Regions from separate parts of the Homo sapiens genome. Here all the other regions are linked to region 2. The links are chromatin contacts, found by Hi-C or POLR2A ChIA-PET in ENCODE. All regions are on one chromosome and are shown on one strand. Each heading gives the region's core, a stretch centred on a gene start or an enhancer-like site at or near the end of the contact. The rest is flanking DNA. Distances are from core to core; before and after follow the strand shown.

The links. A loop is a pair of places that touch in the nucleus more often than their neighbours do. ChIA-PET counts read pairs that join two places held with the same protein, here RNA polymerase II (POLR2A). Pooled maps may share reads with other maps.
Region 1: a loop to region 2 is called in a map of heart right ventricle, with 3 times the contacts of the local background. The contact joins two enhancer-like sites. A Hi-C loop is called at or near these places in 10 of 168 maps with a recorded cell type or tissue (CD14-positive monocyte, CD4-positive, alpha-beta T cell, Caco-2 and 7 more), 3 of 37 single-sample maps with no recorded cell type and 3 of 50 pooled maps. POLR2A ChIA-PET finds 5 or more read pairs at or near these places in 2 of 52 experiments (MCF 10A and naive thymus-derived CD4-positive, alpha-beta T cell).
Region 3: a loop to region 2 is called in a map of Caco-2, with 4 times the contacts of the local background. The contact joins two enhancer-like sites. A Hi-C loop is called at or near these places in 19 of 168 maps with a recorded cell type or tissue (B cell, CD14-positive monocyte, CD4-positive, alpha-beta T cell and 14 more), 28 of 37 single-sample maps with no recorded cell type and 19 of 50 pooled maps. POLR2A ChIA-PET finds 5 or more read pairs at or near these places in 6 of 52 experiments (A673, HEK293, MCF 10A and 3 more).

What each region holds. Positions count from the first base shown.
Region 1 is chr9:27,391,339-27,395,029 of GRCh38, forward strand. The region is part of intron 2 of MOB3B (MOB kinase activator 3B); the gene reads right to left. Among named protein-coding and RNA genes, the nearest start is that of EQTN, 96 kb to the left of the region's middle. Within about 2 kb of position 1,838, at least 3 of the 41 ENCODE cell types and tissues checked have a DNase peak (open chromatin) inside an H3K27ac peak, as active enhancers do.
Region 2 is chr9:27,427,962-27,431,667 of GRCh38, forward strand. All of the region lies in intron 2 of MOB3B (MOB kinase activator 3B), which reads right to left. Among named protein-coding and RNA genes, the nearest start is that of IFNK, 94 kb to the right of the region's middle. Within about 2 kb of position 1,695, at least 4 of the 41 ENCODE cell types and tissues checked have a DNase peak (open chromatin) inside an H3K27ac peak, as active enhancers do.
Region 3 is chr9:27,369,845-27,373,091 of GRCh38, forward strand. All of the region lies in intron 2 of MOB3B (MOB kinase activator 3B), which reads right to left. Among named protein-coding and RNA genes, the nearest start is that of EQTN, 74 kb to the left of the region's middle. RefSeq lists an enhancer at 1-745. Within about 2 kb of position 1,632, at least 7 of the 41 ENCODE cell types and tissues checked have a DNase peak (open chromatin) inside an H3K27ac peak, as active enhancers do.

The DNA.
Region 1 (3,691 bases), core at 588-3,087, 36 kb before region 2:
AATGAATGGTTGGGTGTGGTGGGTAAAGCTTAAAAGGTCCCTAGGGGAAGGGGGCAGAGCTTTTTAAGTTATTTTTGTGTCCTGGATAAACTGATTCACCTCTCTTGGGTCAATAATCCCGTCATGTAATGAGTTATGTTATTGTTGGAAGTGTGCTATTCATGTGCAAAATGTGATGCTGAAAACGTTTGGAAACCATAGACATCAATTATTAAACTATTTTAATGAAAGTAAGTGTTTACACTAAATAGCATCTCTGAGTGTGATCCAAAAAATTACAAATCATTCTCAATTGACTTGCAATCAAGAGAAATCTGCGTGGAGCTGGAATTTATAGCACAGCCTACACTTCCATAGCAACCAACTGATGTCACATACGGAACTCAGACTTCCCTGACGGGCCCAGGATTCAGCTTGGAGGTATCATATGTTCAGTTAAGCATAAAAGTGACTTCAAATTTAGAGAATGCTTTTCTTCGAAGAGATTAATTTTACTTAATTTGATTTTGAGAGGAAGTGCTTAAAGCAAATAAGATGATTCTGCTCCAGTATTTTAACCAAAAATAGATGTAGAAATCTCATATAATTCACAAAATTGAGCTTGACATGATGCCATGCCTCTATAAGTCTCTATGGCAAAAATACAGAATTCTCAATGCAGAGGAGAGATAATTTCATATCAGATTCAATGCCTTTCTATAAGAGTTCCTGGAAGTACTATCCCCATATAAGCAGCATCAGAATCCCCTCAGAGGCTTGCAAAAAATCCAAATTTGGGTCTCACCCAGAACTACTGAATCAATCTTTGAGGGCAGGGCTCCAGAATCTAATATTTTAATACATTTTCTAGAGGATTCTTATTTAGAACCATTTTTTGGTGGAATTCAAATAAAGAAACAAGTTTTCTTTATCATATGTGGGAACAGGTAATTCTTGAACATCATTGAAGCTTAATGAGAAATAACTGCATAGCAGGCCCCTAGGTTGTAAGAGTATTCTATAATGCAAAGAGAACGTTTAAAACATCTGCAAATATTTGGAGGAAAGCAAAATGGTATACCGTAGTAGGACTAGACTTCTGGGTTTCAAAATCCAGGAAATTTTAAAAATTGGGCAAGGGGATCAACATAAAGTCGCCTACGTTTATGTTGCCAAAAGGGCACTTAAAAAAGTCTCACTAACTCTCACTCATTTCATAAAAGGGCATTTTTGCACCACAAAAGAAAAAAAACAAGAAAGCTATAATCCCAGAATAAAAGACAATCCTTTACATGAACAACTGTAGGAATAAAGACGAGCCATTTGATGTCCTGTCCTATTCATTTTCATGAATGGAGCTCTGATACTTGGGAAGCTCTCAGGCAGTGGAGAGACCAGTGTTTTGGAAAGATAAAAAAGTCAATTCTAAGCTCTTCCTCTTGCTAGCTGTGTGATTTGGGCATCACTTACATAACCAATTGGTCTTGGTTTCCTTATCTATAAAATAAAGATAATCATCGTCATGACTATTAATGACCTTACATGGATTAATCAACTGACATACAGAAGGGACTCAAAAAATGTCCACATTCCCTGGTTTTGTCTTCTATGGATTTACAATCTACTAAGACCCTTGTTGGACTTGAGACAGACTTGAGACAAAGTGTTGCTTGAGATAAAAAGGAGGAAAAGTGGCTGATTAACTGATTGTCCCTAGCATTTTATTTTTAGCTTTTTTTCTCTTGCTTTAGATTCTGACGGAGTTTCACATTAGACAGATTCTTAATACCTGGCTATTACTGACTATCTGAAATAGCAGTTCTACACCTTGTTTGTCACAAAATGCACAGGGTACAAGTAAATCCTTGCTATAGGTGTTTAAAAGGCTGTCTAGGTCAGTTCTGCTTTTTCTGTTACGCCTATTTATGAAGAAGTTATTTCCCCAAAGTAAATATAGGCCAGGTGATTATTTGTAGAGGGCACAAAAATAACTTAAAAAGCTTGTTTGTATAGGGTGCAGAGAAGTGCATGATTATTTATATAGGGTGCAGAGAAGTGTGTGTGTGTGTGTGTGTGTGTGTAACAGAGAGAGGTAGAGAGAGGAGGAAGTGGAGGATGAGGAGGTAGTTGCTCTGTTGTGGAACTCGAAGGACACCATCGATACTGTATTCTATGTGAATGATGTCCCATTGCTAATTGTGTTCCCAAGGAGTTGTGCAAAATGGTAGACCTGGGTGGAGGAAGGCATATAGATAAATATTATTCTACAAACAGAGTTCACACATGGCTCTGCAAGGAATTTAAGAAAATAACTTCATAGCTAACATTCTTTGAGTGCTTACATGTCAAGCACTGTGCTAAGCAGTGTACAGACTTGGCCACATTTTATTCCTCACAACAAACCTTCGATTATTATCCCCACTTTCCAGATGAAGAAACCAAGTCTTAAGCGAACACTTGCTTAAGATCACCCAGCTGATCAATGGCAGATGCAGGATTTGAATCCAGATCTGTGGAAATCCAGAATCCAAACTCCATGTCATTTTGCTAAACCACTCCTCCAAGTAAAAAAATAAAAATAAAGATAAGATAGAAAAGAGAGATCTTATTGAACACTCATGAGTGTTCAGGGAGGGTTGTTTTCACTTCTTTTCCTCCTCTTAAAAGGTAGATGACCAGCTTTGGCTCATATTCTAACTCTGTGAAGGTAGGAGGCAAAAGTTTTGTGGAATAACTCATTAATCAATCCCTACAGCAATCACATCTCTGTTTTACTGGTGCAGGGGGCTCTCAGTGTTTGTGGTTCTTTCATCATAAGTTGGTCACTGTATTTCCTAAAGGAATGACCTCCCTTCTTCAAGAGGTAATCACACATGCCCTGCTGAACTGGACAGAAAGCGGTAGCCAAATATCCTGTCGTCAAGCCTCCTTCAAGATAACTCTGGTGAGTGGTTATTTTGGAAGTGGCTCTAATCTGTCATGTTACACGGCTTTGCTAAGACTCACTTTATTAGCTACCACCAAGAGCTAATAAAACATGTCAGGAAGTCTCTGTAAGCTGTAAAAACATTTTCAAAGGTCACTGCCAACACTCTGGACTTCAATGACTATTTGAAGGAAAAGAAAACAAAAGCAGAGGCCTAGAGTTCCAAAACACAGAACTACCAAAAGAAGCAATCCCAAATGAGCTATAAAGACTGACAAACCCACATGATACCAGCCATTGGATAAACTGTGTCCAGAAGGAGGCTTGAAGAAAAGGTACAAAAGCCACAAAATGCCAGTGAGTAGGCAGCAAATTTAGATTTAGTGTATAGGAACCTGACGGTCACACCTACTTATGCTTCCAGCACCTACAATAGAGTCCTTTATAAACAAAGGAGTAGGTGGCAGAGAAGTAATTAACTTTAGATTAACCACAGCATAGCAGGCATTCTTCTTAACTGACTTTTTTTTTTCTATTGTAAAAGTAAACATACTTTTTAATAAAAATTAGTAAAACATAGAAAAGGAGAAAATCATGTTATCTTAAAAGCTGGGAATATAGTTTGATGCCCACTGTATATTTCATGTATTGAGAGTCATGCTTTGACAGTGAGATGTCTCAAGACAAGTGGCTGTGAGCCAGCAGCTCTATTAGATTGAAAATATTGTATTAATCATTGAGATTTCCATTCACTGCTGATGAGAGGTCCAGGCACAGAAGAGACAA
Region 2 (3,706 bases), core at 445-2,944:
ACCCAACCCAATACTTCTGGTTTCACTGAGCGGTGACCAACCTACTTCCATCCCCAGTTTGTTCCAGTTTAGTACCTCCTGGGTCACACTTTAGGCATAATCCCTTCTCTAACAGCAGCCACTGCAAGCTGAATGTTTGGTCTACATGTTTATTACAGGCTATCCATGCATTCAGCAGCTATTTACTGAGGGGCTGCTATGGACTAGGCATATCAAAACAACATGGTGATGAAAAAATAATGTCCTTGTGATCAAGGAGCTCATGATCTAGTATATCTGTGCTTCTCACACTGGAATGTGCACAGAGACCACCTAGGGAAATTGTTAAAATGCAGAATTTGTTTCAGCAATATGATCTCAGGCAGAGGCCAAAGTTCTGCATTTTTAACAATTTCCCAGGTAATGCTGATGCAAATCATGCCTGAAGTACAACGTAGTAAGAAAGCGGTTGGGGAGATAGGGTGTTCACAGGGGTACCTCTAACTTAGTCCCTGATATTACAGCTGAGACCCAAAGGATGAATAGGAGTTGTCTAGAAAGAGATGAGTTTGTTCTGTGTGGAGAAATAAGACGTGGTAGAGGCCAAAGGTAAAACAAAGTAAAAATGTTGAGTTTCCATTCATTGCGGTCCAAAGCCTAAACAGAAGGAAGTTATTTTAGGATAATTTATTGACATGACTTATTGCCAGGGAAGATGGCCACTCAACAAAGGTGATAGCTGCAGGGCATATCTAAAATGGCTGGATGGCAGGTGCCATGGCTCCCAGCTCTGCCAAAGATGCCTGTGCTCTAAGATTAGCACAAATGCTGCATGCTCAAGGGGACCATGTGGGCTGGAACAATGGTAACCCATGTAGATAAGGGACTGGGTGGGTTGCTTTGTATTTTGGCACTGAGTTAAGTCCTGGAAGCTTTACCAAAGTCTGAGGAAGGGTACAAAGCCTGAATAATGTCTAAGCTGGCTTTCCCACCACCTGGTGGAACAGGGACTATACTCAGATATGTTAAACTAAGGAAAATAAACATGACATTCTGATCACCCTCAAATTTTGGTTCTTGACTCATACATACTTTAGAAATTCAAAATGGTTCAATCTATATGTAACCCCCATAAGTCTTTAGGAGACACCCTGATTTTAGGTCAGTGCTACAAATGACATGACATAAAGGGAAAGGCCCAGAGTTAAACTTCTAGAGCTTCTCATAAATCGTAGGAACACCCTATTACACCCACTTCAACTAAGAGGTCTTGGTTGGCTTTACAACTCTCAATAATGCTCTAAGATGAACCACTTGGAAAGCCCAATGAAATATGGCCATCAAAACAAACCAGCCAGCTGCATAGCCCCACATGGAAAAGTGTGATATTTGGAAATATCTCCATCAGGGAGGTAGTATATGCAGAATGAGCAATAATAGTGTCTCACACAGACAACAGCTGAAATCTGATCTCAGAAGTCATAGAAAGGAAAAGAAAGGGGACAAAACCATCCTAAAAATATTCTAATCACACTCAGAGCAATTCAAAATGATAAATAGCTAAGAGAAAAATAGATTCTAAAACAATTAAACAGAGGAAACAAACAGAGAAACTAGAACTAAGACAATGGCTCATTGTCTTACTGTGTCTTAGTTCACTGTGTCAGTTAGTGGCAGGAGGAGGAAGCTGGGCTGGGCACTGGAGACTGAGAATCTGGGAAAAGGAGTACTCAGATGGATGCTGTGGCTGTTGCATAGACGGAGAGCTTGGGCCAGCCCACCAGTGGTGCTGGTGGAAGATTGCCTAGTTTCAAAGTTACCATTCAAGGTCACGAACTTGGAAGTTCCATAATACTGAGTTTCAAGGTTGCCCCTCAAAGGATAAGCACTATCACCAGGTAAAAGCACAGATGGTGTCTCTAATGGTTACTCTGAAACTAGGTATCAGAGAGGAGGAGCAAGGATGTGCTGAGGGTTAGAAGATCTAAGTTAGTGTCTGAGGCAGACAGATCAGTGCCTGCAGCTCAGGAGCGAATGCAACGAAGTTCTATGGAGGCCCTTTGCTCCAACAGAGTTCCCTGATGGTCTGCTGAGGGTGCCACTTGCCTTCTAAGGGCTTCCCAGAGCTGTTGCTTAAACATTTCACCCTGTCTGATCAATCTCTCTGGATTTAAGGTGACATCACTACTCCTTGACCTGGTACTTTCATTCTCCACATCCTCTGCCAGGCACACCTTTTTAGTACAATTAGGGAAGCTTAGAGGAACTGCTGAGGCCACAAGGGATTGGCAACCGAGCCCCAGGCTTTTCTTTCCTGTGCTGCAGGGATGGTGCTCTCCGGCAGCCTCTCATGGTCTTTGATTCATTTCTGACTCCCACAAAGAGGAAAGCAGGCCCCAAAGGCAATCATAAGTGGCAAGTGCTATGGAGCCATGGTTTTCAAATTGTGCTCCTCAAAGCTTTAGGGTTCTGCTTCCTGAGCAAAGGAAGCTACCTCATCTTGGAGGACCAGGCGGGGAGGGTAGGAGTGCGGACTCTGAGCCTTTCACCCACTACTGCAGCCAACGCAGAACCAATTTTACTTATTTCATTTAAGGTTCTAAGTCTTTTTTTTGTTTGAAAAATATAAAAAGGTTTGAAACCACTAAAATAGTGTGTCTGCATCAATAACATCACACCATATTTTTTATAGTTAACTGAAAAGTTAAAGCCAAGGTAAAAGAAGAATTCGTCCAGGCGGAATTCAAAGGAGATGAAAAATTCCTAAAACAGGTCATCGTGAAACACAAAAGCTCATTTGGCCACTCATCTGGATTCTTAGTGAGGATTTTATTGGTGGTTATTTTAAAGTATTTTCTGTGAAAGTAGGCGCAACAACTCCTGGTTCTTACCACCGTGACATTAACCTTCTAAACCCTCCCGTTCAGATCATTAACCCCATGGGATTCTGTTCCACAGTTTGTTAAGCTGCCATCCTGCCTGCTTGGGAAAAAAAAAAAAAAATCCCAGTCAAAGATCAGATTTCACCTGAGACTTTAAAGCCCCAAGAATTTGGCCAATGCTAATTTAGACATTTTTTAAAACAGGTTCCTCCACTTGTAAATGACTGCGATTTTGTGCAGAGTTAGAAAAAATGCCTTCTGTATTGGGAAAAATTCAATTATTTTAAAGATAAATTCTCATTTTAAAAATGATTTTCTACCCTTAAAACAGTATTCTTTATATTCTCAAAGGAGGAGAAGCTAGATCACCCTACAATTTAAAAATAAATAAACCTCATGAATTGTATCCAAAGAAACAAAAGTTAAACAAACATATTCCTCACTTAACTAGAGATGTAACATGTGGTTTTATTTTAGTTGTTAAAGCTAACTCCTGATCTCCTTCCAAACAGGCCTAGTGACTTAATTACCATATTTGAAAGGAGAGCCACGAAAAAAATGGAGACAGGGAAGGAGACAGATGAATCTTCTTGGATATTTCTTCACAAGATTCAGAGGGAGTCCAATCCCACAAAAAGGACAGCCTTAGGCATCTTCTAGAAAGACAAAGCCTTTCTTGGGAGGGAGAGCTTGACCTTAAGTGGCAGCAAGAATCAACTACTATGGAGATAACATGAGGACCAGTGATGTAAATATTCCTTGAGACCAAGGTACAACACTGATGACTGACAGCCACAGAACTCTGTGTCTCCACTCTATCTTCTTTCAGGTCCCCTTCCAGTCTG
Region 3 (3,247 bases), core at 382-2,881, 58 kb before region 2:
CCCTGGCCACCTCACCCTCAGTCTAGGTAGGCATATCATAACACCCGCTGCTTCTTCCATGACAATACTACCACATCAACTTTTAATTGTCCTTTTTTTTTTTTTTTTTTTGTCTCCCAGGAGACTGAAAATTGTGTAATGTCAGGGATCTTTCTTGTTCATAGTCATAGCCCTGGCATCGAATGCATAGCAGAACACGGTGGTTCTCCATATGTAATTATTGAATGCAACGGATTGAATGCTTATGCCCCCCTCAAATGCACGTGTTGAAATCCTAATTCCCAGGCTGATGGTACTAGGAGGTGGGGCCTTTGGGAGGTGATTAGGTCATGAAGGCAGACACCCCATGAATGGGATTAGTGCCTTTAAAAAGGAGGGTCCTGGCTGGGCGCGGTCGCTCAGGCCTGTAATCCCAGCACTTTGGGAGGCTAAGGTGGGCAGATCACCTGAGGTCGGGAATTCAAGACCGGCCTGACCAACATGGAGAAACCCCGTCTGTACTAAAAATACAAAATTAGCCGGGCATGGTGGTGCATGCTTGTAATCCCAGCTACTAGGGAGGCTGAGGCAGGAGAATCACTTGAACTTGGAAGGCAGAGGTTGCGGTGAGCCAATATTGTACCATTGCACTCCAGACTGGGCAACAAGAGTGAAACTCCATCTCAGAAAAAAAAAAAAGAAAAAAAGAGGGTCCTTTTTCTTTCTCCATGTGAAGTTATAGCAAAAACTGCCATCTGTGAAACAGGAAGCAAGGCCTCACCAGACACTGAACCCACCAGACACTGAATCTGTCAGTGCCTTGATCTTGGACTTCCCAGCCTCCTGAACTGTGAGAAATAAACATTTGTTGTTTATAAGCCACTCTGTTTGTGGTATTTTTGTTGTAGCAGCTTGAATGGACTAGGCCAGTGAATAAACAAATAACCATAGAAACCTGAGTTGTGCGGGAGTGGTGAAGAGCTTCCCCTGCTTGGGTTCCCCTTACTTTTCCCAACTCCAAGCACTGGCCCTTGAGTCACAATCTGAAAACCACTGCTTGGTAGAAAGATCTCCATGGAATTGCTATAGGCCCACGTTTAACCAAGTCACGTCTAAGGAGTAACGCTACCGTGAACATTAATACACAGTTATCTCTTCACACCTTGCAGATCTCGGAGAGAAACGCATCTATCAGATTTTTACTGATACCGAGGAAGAAGTATCTCCCTCTTCGAATTGTATTGTACATTTGCATTGATGTGGTTATTTTCATCTAAATAAAGTCAAACAGGTAGTTTTCCAGAGTTATTAAAGTTTGCAATAAGCCAGATTTGGTTGGCAAATCATGCTGAGACACATAATGGGAGGAGGTGGGGGCAAGGGAGAAGATAGCAATGTCATTGATCCTCTTTGTACAGTTGGGGGAACCCAGAAAGAACAATTGGAACCCAACTTGAGCGGGGCTTTGCAGAGCCAAAGGGAACAGTGACCCTTCTGAAATGAACCTGAGATAGGAATAAAACTGTTGGGGGATCTTCTCCAGACAAACAGAATCTGAGGGAAAGACGGTGAGTGGATGCTGAGGACTTTTTCCACCTGACATAGAGGGGTTAAGGCAGCACTGAGCAAGAAATGGTGAGTCATTGCATTTGCATGTAAGATCCCGCGAAGGTAAGTTGAAGGGATAGGGAAGAAACCAGAAATGTGGCTCTAAAATCTTATCTCTGGGTCAAAGTCAAGCTAAATTCATGAACTAATTCAAGTAAATTATTTACTTGAATATGTCTTAAACAAGATATCACATATTCACATGCCTTCAGGGATTACAAAGGAACATGAATGAGTAAAGTAGGCTGGGTGTAATATGATCGGGAGTGGCGTGGACTGTGCCAGCCTGGAGAGTGTATTATGCAGGAAAGGAAAAAAGCCTCTCAGCCTTAGCTGATTGTTGGCCAGCAGGAATATAGATCTAGGACTGCCAGACCTTCTGTTTTTTTTCAAGATAATCCAGAAATCTAGATTCTTACATGAAACCTCCCCGTGGTTAAATTTTAGTTAATTCAAGGACACTAAAAAATTTTCAAACGTTTTATTTATTAACATTATTTAGTCTTATATAGCTCACTCAGCCTGGAAGTTGACTCTATAAGCTGACAGCTTAATTTTAAAAATTCAAATTTAAAAATTAAAAAAGAAGGAAAGAAAAACACTCTCGTAGCACTGAGCACATGAAACACATGGATCTTGGTTTCCAACATCATTTTTTAAATAAAGGAATCAGGGCCCCTTGGAGAAAATGGCTGATTCTAGGACTGAGGCAGGAAATATAAAAGATGGCCTGGGACACCTTAGTGTCAGAAAGAAAGGAAGTGCTAATAAAAACACAATGACAGGGGCGTAGGAGCCAACCTGAAAGAGCTCCGGAATGGCCCAAACTGGAACAATCTGAGCAAAAAAATAGATGGAGTAGTTTTGCATTATAACCTAAAGTAGAAAATAAATATCTGTGAGTTCACACTGATATAAATAAATGGTTGGATAGTAAATAGGGAAAAGAAAAATCTCCTGTGTAGTGAGATTCCAAATATGTAAATACTCCCTGTTCAAGGAGATGAATGAAGCTCTTGAGCGTGGGCTATGCTTGGTGAGTTGCTTCCAAAGAGTACAGTATAGGTGGCTTTATAGTCAAGAAACCTGGCAAACATGACCTTGACCAAGTGATCAAGGTTAACATCAACAGTGATCAATCGTGTTCATAGAATATGGCTTTGATACGATAAGTCGCTTCACTTCTGTGGTCTCCCTCCCCATAACCCATAAGCCCTATCTAACCATAAAAAAAATCAGACAAACCAACACTGAAGAATGTTCTACAAAACATCTGACTGGTAGTCCTCAAAACTGTCAAGTTCATCAAAACAAGGAAAGTCTGAAGAGCCTAAGGAGATGTGCTGACTAAATGTAATGTGGTATCCTGGATGGAATCCAGGAACAGAAAAAGGGCATTAGGGAAAAACTGAATACTGTGTAGAGTTTAATAACAGTAGTGTTCATGTGTTAGTTCCTCAGCTGTGACAAATGTTTTGTGAGATGTTAGCGATACTGGAAACTGGGTGAGGGATATATGGGAACTCTGTACTATCTTTACAACTTTTTAATAAACCAACTATTCTAAAGAAAATGTTTATATTAAGAGTTTATTTATATTTAAAAAACACTCTGTGGGTCAAAAATATTTGATTGGCTCCAGAGGCCATGAGTTTGTACG